Linked DNA regions of Homo sapiens: all the other regions are linked to region 2. The links are chromatin contacts, found by Hi-C or POLR2A ChIA-PET in ENCODE. All regions are on one chromosome and are shown on one strand. The core of a region is the stretch at or near the end of the contact, and the rest is flanking DNA. Distances in the headings are between cores, read along the strand shown. Region 1 holds the start of SPTA1 (spectrin alpha, erythrocytic 1). Region 2 has its middle 12 kb from the start of MNDA. Region 3 overlaps PYHIN1 (pyrin and HIN domain family member 1).

Region 1 (2,700 bases), core at 8-2,507, 130 kb before region 2:
GAAGTTTCTAGGGACTATTGTCAGAAGAGCTGTAGTATATTTACGTAATTTTTAACCAGACATAGCTTCTGTTTAGGTTAAAAATTCTTGATTATCCAGAAGACTCTCCTCACTTTTTACATAAATTTGTGCTAGCATTTAAGTTCTATAGATATAATTATATTGGACTGATCATGGAGCAAGTTTAAATCAGCAAAATCACATAATTTCAGATAGATAAAAAGAAATATAATGTTATTGCTTTCAAGGGCTAAAAAGGTGTTGAGAAGTGCTTATTATTTTTAACTTAATTTAATAAATAATTAAGAATGGCTTGCAATTAATTTAGTTAATGATATATGCAACAGTTTGAAAATTTTGTTTCCTTCATACTTAAAAATAAATCTCATATATTTACTCTTTACTTGCTTTACTCACAAACACTATAAATCAAAAGTTCAGCTATCTTCTGCCCAATTGTCACAAATTTCAAATTATTAGCATGTCTGCAATTTATTTTTGAAATATAAAAACTTTTACTCTAAAACAATATATAAGTATCCTTTTCCCAGAGTGGGAGCCAACCTGTTTGTGACAATATCCAGCAAAATCACCATAGGGTTCACCTTCATTCTTCTGGATATGGATACCATTTTCCCTAGCTTACCTCAGCCAAAATGTTTAATATAGAGTTTAAATTTTAATCTCCCATTATTCCTCCTAAGTATAATTGCTACTCTGTGAATTGCCATTACTGGCATGGCTATAGAATTAGATCATTACATGGAGACTCACGTTGTTACTAGGTGTTATTTAGCTTCAATCTCCCTACTTATTCTCTCTGGGAACCGACTTAAGTCATTACTGGGTCTTGGTGCTGCACAGACATAAGCTCAAGGTTATTGTTCACAAAAAATAGTTAAAAGTAAAATTATCTATTTGTTAAAAGCCAAATAATTATTAATGTTCCTGGGAAAGATAGTATAGAAAGTTTAAAGGAAACATCTTTCCTAATAATATTAATGACAAATTGCATGGAAGAGAAATATGTACTTACGGTTTCCTTTGGAAATTGCTCCATTTTTCCTAAAGGTTTAGAACCTGGCAAGATAAAATGTGTCAGAGAGAGAGAGAGAGAGAAATAATTCAAATGGAACTGTCCAGTCGAATTCAAATAGAAATATAGAAACGTTAAGTATGTGGGGGAAAAAAAAAAACCTCTTGCTTGGTCCTAGAATCCCATCAGCCATACACAATCGACATTATCTTTAGAAGACATACTCAGCTGAGGCAACTGCTAAGTTTTACAGATACTGGGTGACTCAGCAGTTTTGGGAGGCTCTGGCTTTCAAAGTTACTCAATAAGACTTAAAAAATGAAAGTAAGGTTTTTGGATGAAAAATTAGAAAAAAAACCCCATATATTTATAGGAAATACAGCTCAACAACTTCATCCAACTCAACTGCAGATTTTTCACAGTCTTTAAGTCAACGAATTATCCTGGCTTTTTCTAGAGAGTCTTTCACAAAATAAGATTTTATTCCTAACCTCAACAATTTGGTCTTTAAAAATCTGATTTAGTTGTACTCTTAATCATTTAAATGGAAGGAACAAAAAAAGTTATATGATGTGTTCATTAATATTTTGTAAAACAAAAATTAGGATACCTTATTTGACAAACCAATGATGTCACAAAAAAGTTGAAAATATGGCTGACTTCTGATATATATGGTATAAATCATCCTACTGTATGTATTAATTTTAATGGAGAACAAAAAGAGGTAGACTTTTTCCATAGGCATAGTTATTTTAGACTAACTTACAAAAATGAAACAAACAAGCAAAAAGAAAATAGTGGGATGCTCTTAGACCTTTCTACAAGCCAGTGGGGCTATCCATGCCAAACTTCATTCCAGTGTAAATGCAGCTTGAATAATCTAACTTCCATGATCTACAAGAGAAGATTTTGATTCTACATTTGTGGTTTCCCCTGTTCTTGGATCTCACATAGAAAAACTGAGAGTCCTTTACATTCTCTTCTTGAAAGTCTGGATTACTTTACTTTTCCATATAGTTTCATTATATTCAAGTCAAATTTAGTAGTAAAGGCAGGAACATAATTTTAGAGACTGCACTATAACACATGCACTGAGGAATATTTGTCTGAAGTTGGGATAAGGAGAGGAAATTATTTTATCTTTAAGAGAAAAGAATCAACATCTATGAAATATTTATATATTAACATGATCAATTTACATTAATTTCTAATCTTTAAAAATTCTGTGAGGCAGGTATTATCATACCCGTCTTTATGTGAGAAAACAGTCCCTAAAAAACAAAGTTTCATTCTATGGTGATTTGGTTTGAAAGTATTTAAATAGTCAAATCCATATCAATATGATTATCATGGCACTCTGCTCCTTATTTTTTTAGTCAATCTTCTCTTAGTCCATCAACATTATTTGTTCTGTTTCCCTGTTCCAGAATCATCTTAGCAAGAATGCCAAACATGTGATAACCTTGTGACCAAAGAAATAGTATGGCCCATTGTGAATAGTGCCACAATATACATATGTGTGCATGTGTTTTTATAGTAGAATGATTTATAATCCTTTGGGTATATAGCCAGTAATGGGATTGCTGGGTCAAATGGTATTTATGGTTCTAGATCCTTGAGGAATTGCCACACTGTCTTCCACAATGGTTGAACTAACTTACACT
Region 2 (2,700 bases), core at 110-2,609:
TTGCTGAGGGTTGGTCTGAATGGGATTTAAAAAAGGGTCAATTTTCAGTGTCACTTCACCTGATCTTAATGAGAAGGGTTAGAAATCCCCCTATTGATGTAGTCAGTCTCTGTTCTGAATAAGCCAGGAACAGAGTAAGCTCATGCTCAAGAAGTAGGAGCTTGCTTGAGTGGGGAGGCACTCTAAAATATGAAAGAGCTTGATGAGCTCTGAAAAGCTGTAGCAATGTGTAGAGTCTGTACAAATTCTGTACATGGAGAGGAGAGATCAGAAGGCATGGGTACCTCTGCTCAGAGGCCCAACAATATGCAATGCGCCTGGGAATCTTTGAGCAATGTGTACAAAACAGGTCTTAAACATTTCCTTATCAGTTTGATCTGAGGCAGTTGCATTGAACTTCCCTATCCTTACCCAGTCTAGATTTTTTGCTTCCTCTTCCCTTTAGCCAAACAGTGGAGCCTTGGACCCATTGCTGAACTACCACTGTTATACATGGCCTATTTGGAGGACATGGGTACCTCAGTATCTCATAAAGAACATGAGAGCTAGACTTATCCAATGAGGCAAATCCTCCCACAAAACTTTTCTCCTAAGCAACTCAGGGGAATAGAACAAAGTGCTAACAAGTTTTGCTAAGGAGAAGGAAAACAAGCTGCTTAATTGAGCTGGGGAAGCTGGGGGAGAAGCAAGGGAACAGTTCCCAGGAGGGAGCTGGTGCCAGCTCAATGATTCACAGCCACAACTTCTGTAATTATCAACATTTTCTCTTCAGAGACCACCCCCTCCATGAGTTGTGGAGCAGGGAGCTTTGGGGAGGCTCCAGTTTTCTCCTCTTTCTCGCTCAATTAATGCTAATTGGGAACATGGGAATGTAGATCAGGATGTCAAAGAAATAGCTCTAAAATACAGTCCAGCTAGGAGTCCCTTCCCCAGGCCTGATTAGGAGGCTTTGCCTGAACCACACAGAAGGGCATCATTTCCTACATTCACAGGAGTCACTGTGGAGATGTAGATTGGAAGTCAGGAGGCCTGACTTTTAATCCAGGCTCTGCTACTAACCAGCTCTTGCACAAAGTGGGTCACACACATTCCTTGACCTTCATACATTTTAAAGTTTTTTTTGAACTATGATAAATGATGTTTTTCATTTTGATACCAGGGTAAAAGCATCAAGAGAAGCAGGTCAAGTTAGTTGCTTGACTCCTTCTTTAAAGGAAAACAAAACAATCCCACACACAAAAAGAGGAATGTATACCACGGGAGTTCCAAAAAAAGGTGTTGCCATACTTGTTTGTTCTTTCAGAGCATTTTTTAAAGTGTCATTTCCTTTTTAGGAAAAAAAAGCAGTCAGCTTATCTGCCTGTCTGCACATCTCAGCTTATCTGCACACCCATCCACATATACATAGTACTGTTTCTCATGACTCACTCTCAGACACTACTAAAAGACAAAACCACAAGCACAATTTTCAGTGTTGTTTATAATAGAACATACAGTCAAAAAACTTTGCGCCGAGTTCAGCTCGGTCAGGGAGACCCTAACCCAGCAGCACTAGAGGAATTAAAGACACACACACAGAAATATAGAGTGTGGAATGGGAAATCAGGGGTCTCACAGCCTTCAGAGCTGACAGCCATGAACAGAGATTTACCCACATATTTATTGACAGCAAGCCAGTCATAAGATTTGCTAAAAATATTCCTTATGGGAAATAAAGGGATTGGCTGAAATAAAGGGATGGGCTCTGGCTAGTTATCTGTAGCATGAACATGTCCTTAAGGCACAGATCACTCATGCTATTGTTTGTGGCTTAAGAACTCCTTAAGCAGTTTTCCTCCCTGGGTGGAACAGGTGTTCCTTGCCCTCATTCCGGTAAACCAACAACCTTCCAGCGTGGGCGTCAAGGCCATCATGAGCATGTCACAGTGCTGCAGAGATTTTGTTTATGGCCAGTTTGGGGGCCAGTTTATGGCCAGATTTTGGGGACTATTCCCAACAACTTTGAGTTTTAATTCCAATTCCATAAATCATCATTGTAAATTGTAGGGCAATGTAGCTAACCCTTTTTTGCCTCATTTGCAAAACTGAAAATAATACTTAATTGTAAGGTTGTTGGAAGAATTAAGTAAGATAATTTAAGTTGGCATATAGTAGGTGCGTAAGAAATAAAATCCAAATTTGTTGATTCCTATTATTGTTAGCATCATAGTTACACATATCATGCCTAATAGAACACAAAGACATGACTCCTAAATCCATAAGTATATCATTCCATTAAGAAGTTCAACAAAGGGCTAAAATCCCAAACAGTTTTTATTTGTGTGGAGTAAGAGTGCCCCTTCAGAAGTCCTGCAATTACTTATAGACCAAACTGCTTAAAAGTGGACAAAGCCACTTCTGAAACTTCCCTAGAGTCAATTCTCTTTGAGGATATAAACTTCATTTCCAACAAGGGCAAGGAGACCTCGGTGCTGTTTTGGCCATGGCCTGGAAAAAAAACCCAGCTAGAGATAATAAAATGTTTCAACGTATGCATACCAGCCTTCAGAAGTTATTGGGAAGAATCAGGGGATATGAAAAAGAACTGTGATTAAAGTCTGGCATAGAGAAGAAGTTCAATGAATACAAGTTCCTGTCTACTTTTAGCAGTAGCCAGACTACTAAAATCCTATCACAGGGCGATCACTTTTGATCTCACTA
Region 3 (2,700 bases), core at 53-2,552, 130 kb after region 2:
AAATTGTGAGCTGGCATAAGCTGGACCATTATCAGTTTTAATTTTTGTGGGCTGTCCCATAAGTGCAAAAGTTAATGACATCTCCAGTGGATTTTCCAGGAAGAACGTGTGCACTAATTAGATGAGTGTTAGTATCAACGGATACATGTACATATCTTAGTTTTCCAAATTCAGGGATGTGTGTAACATCTGTTTGCCATAACTGATTAGGTTCTAGTCCTCTAGGGTTAACACCTGTTGAAGGAGGAGATGTGCCTGTGAGCTCGAAATCTGGGCATTGTAGGATAATTTGTTTAGCCAGTCTCTGGGTAAGTTGAATTTGCTTAGATAAGTTTCTCCAATTTTGGTGGAAAAATTGATGCCATTAGGTGGCTTTGTCAAGCAGTGATGTCATAACCTGAATGTCTGCTTGTTCATTGCCATAAGCCAATGGGCCAGGCAGTGAGCTGTGGGCTGGAATGTGTGTAATAAAAATAGGATGTGTACGTTGATCTAGCAATTGCTGAAGTCAGAGAAAAACAGCATACAGGGCGGGCTCCAGAGTGGACTTAATTAGAGCTGTCTCAAGGTTCTGCAATAAATAGAGTAAGCAGAATCGCTAACTATATTGATGGGCTGAGTGGAAAAAGTTTCCAAGGACAATATCAGAGCCCCAATCTCAGCTCTCTAAGTGCTAGTAAACCCAGATCGAGTGATTGAATTACGTGGTCTCCACCAGACTAGCGCTTTTCCATGTTTACCCAAACCATCAGTAAACAGTGTTAAAGCATTAGGTGTGTGGGGAGTGAACTACTTTTGTAGTTAAAACATTTACTAGACTTTTTGGGAATGATGAAAATGGGTGAATCTCAAGGACTATTAAGAGAGTATCATCCATAAAATGAATAACCTTGCAATCAGGAATTTTTTTTTCTACTGGGGAGCAAAGTTTGCTCTTAATTGCTCCTTAACTAACTCATGGGCCTTTTGTGATTTTTCTCCCTTTAGAGGTTACCGTTTTACTTAAATTGGATTTGGAGAGAGTCACGTTAGGGGTAAGAGAGAGATAACAGTGGCCATTATTAGAAAGAAGTTTTTTAAATTTTAAATTTTTTCTTAAATCTTAGCATAGAATTATAATCTGGGATGTCGCTTGTATACAAGGAGCACATGAAATTTTGCTGTGGTCCGCCTGCGGAGCTGGAGAGCTAAGCAGGTGGGCCCCAGGGTGGTGGCTGCGTTGCGCTTGCCTAGGCGCCGCTTTTGCCTGTGTCGGTTTTTTTTTTTTTTTTTTTTCCTGTGCCGCTCCCTCCCGCTGCCTGTTGGGTGGACCTTTCTGCAAGTGCCTCCTGCCCCTCCCCAGCAGTCTAGCTCCTGCAGCTGGGCCTGGCTTCCTGTCGCAGCAGCTGTGCAGGCTGAGTTCCTAGGAGCATTAGCTGGCTGCGGATTTGTGAGCTTCCCCGCTGCCGAGCCTTTCTTTCTACCTACTGCTTGCTTGGCCGCACAACTCTGGCCTCTGATGCTTTTCAAAATCTTTTTATAAGCGTTAAAAAAAAAAAATGGGTTTATGATTGCCTCGTTGATCTTGCATTACTGGGCAGGTGAACGGCTCCCCTTTTAATGCCGCTTAAGACAGGGTTCCATACCTAGAGCATATCCCATTTTTTTTCCCATCTATTGGAGGAGGGAGCTCAGGCAAAACCTCCATTCATCTTTGTTATTTTGGCTTGGTGATATTGGGGCTGAGGGAAGAGGAAGTGGTAAGGCAGGTGATGGTTCCTCCTCCTTCCCCTTTTTAGGCTCTTCTGGTTGCAATGAACCAGAGCCGCTCTAACTAAAGCCCATAGCGTTAGGGCTGTTACTGGGACCCATTGCCCTTGAGCATAATGTTGTTTAAGATTTCTCCCAGAGGGAGGAGCCAAGATGGCCGAACAGGAATAGCTCCCGTATACAGCTCCCAGCGTAAGCGACGCAGAAGATGGGTGATTTCTGCATTTCCATCTGAGGTACCGAGTTCATCTCACTAGGGAGTGCCAGACAGTGGGCGCAGGTCAGTGGGTGCACGCACCATGCGCGAGCCGAAGTAGGGTGAGGCATTGCCTCACTTGGGAAGCACAAGGGTCAGGGAGTTCCCTTTCCGAGTCAAAGAAAGGGGTGATCGACGCACCTGGAAAATCGGGTCACTCCCACCCGAATATTGCGCTTTTCGGACCGGCTTAAAAAATGGCGCACCAGGAGATTATATCCTGCACCTGGCTCCGAGGGTCCTACGCCCACGGGTCTCGCTGATTGCTAGCACAGCAGTCTGAGATCAAACTGCAAGGCAGCAGTGAGGCTGGGGGAGGGGCGCCCGCCATTGCCCAGGCTTATTAGGTAAACAAAGCAGCCAGGAAGCTCGAACTGGGTGGAGCCCACCACAGATCAAGGAGGCCTGCCTGCCTCTGTAGACTCCACCTCTGGGGGCAGGGCACAGACAAACAAAAAGACAGCAGTAAACTCTGCAGACTTAAATGTCCCTGTCTGACAGCTTTGAAGAGAGCAGTGGTTCTCCCAGCACGCAGCTGGAGATCTGAGAACGGGCAGACTGCCTCCTCAAGGGGGTCCCTGACCCCTGACCCCCGAGCAGCCTAACTGGGAGGCACCCCCCAGCAGGGGCACACTGACACCTCACACGGCAGGGTACTCCAACAGACCTGCAGCTGAGGGTCCTGTCTGTTAGAA

Evidence for each region. Hi-C counts contacts between places; a loop is a spot of excess contacts on that map. ChIA-PET counts read pairs that join two places held with the same protein, here RNA polymerase II (POLR2A). Pooled maps may share reads with other maps.
Region 1: a loop to region 2 is called in a map of K562, with 2.6 times the contacts of the local background. The contact joins the promoter of SPTA1 here to the enhancer-like site in region 2. A Hi-C loop is called at or near these places in 1 of 168 maps with a recorded cell type or tissue (K562).
Region 3: a loop to region 2 is called in a pooled map, with 2.5 times the contacts of the local background. The contact joins two enhancer-like sites. A Hi-C loop is called at or near these places in 10 of 50 pooled maps. POLR2A ChIA-PET finds 5 or more read pairs at or near these places in 2 of 52 experiments (GM12878 and activated naive CD4-positive, alpha-beta T cell).

What each region holds. Positions count from the first base shown.
Region 1 is chr1:158,685,458-158,688,157 of GRCh38, forward strand. SPTA1 (spectrin alpha, erythrocytic 1) reads right to left here and starts at 1,258. Exons shown (of 52, transcript NM_003126.4): 1 at 1,037-1,258. The coding sequence starts at 1,060.
Region 2 is chr1:158,818,357-158,821,056 of GRCh38, forward strand. It overlaps a transcript of OR6N1 not described here. Among named protein-coding and RNA genes, the nearest start is that of MNDA, 12 kb to the right of the region's middle. Within about 2 kb of position 1,360, at least 5 of the 41 ENCODE cell types and tissues checked have a DNase peak (open chromatin) inside an H3K27ac peak, as active enhancers do.
Region 3 is chr1:158,950,854-158,953,553 of GRCh38, forward strand. All of the region lies in intron 7 of PYHIN1 (pyrin and HIN domain family member 1), which reads left to right. Among named protein-coding and RNA genes, the nearest start is that of PYHIN1, 21 kb to the left of the region's middle. RefSeq lists an enhancer at 1,812-2,700. Within about 2 kb of position 1,303, at least 3 of the 41 ENCODE cell types and tissues checked have a DNase peak (open chromatin) inside an H3K27ac peak, as active enhancers do.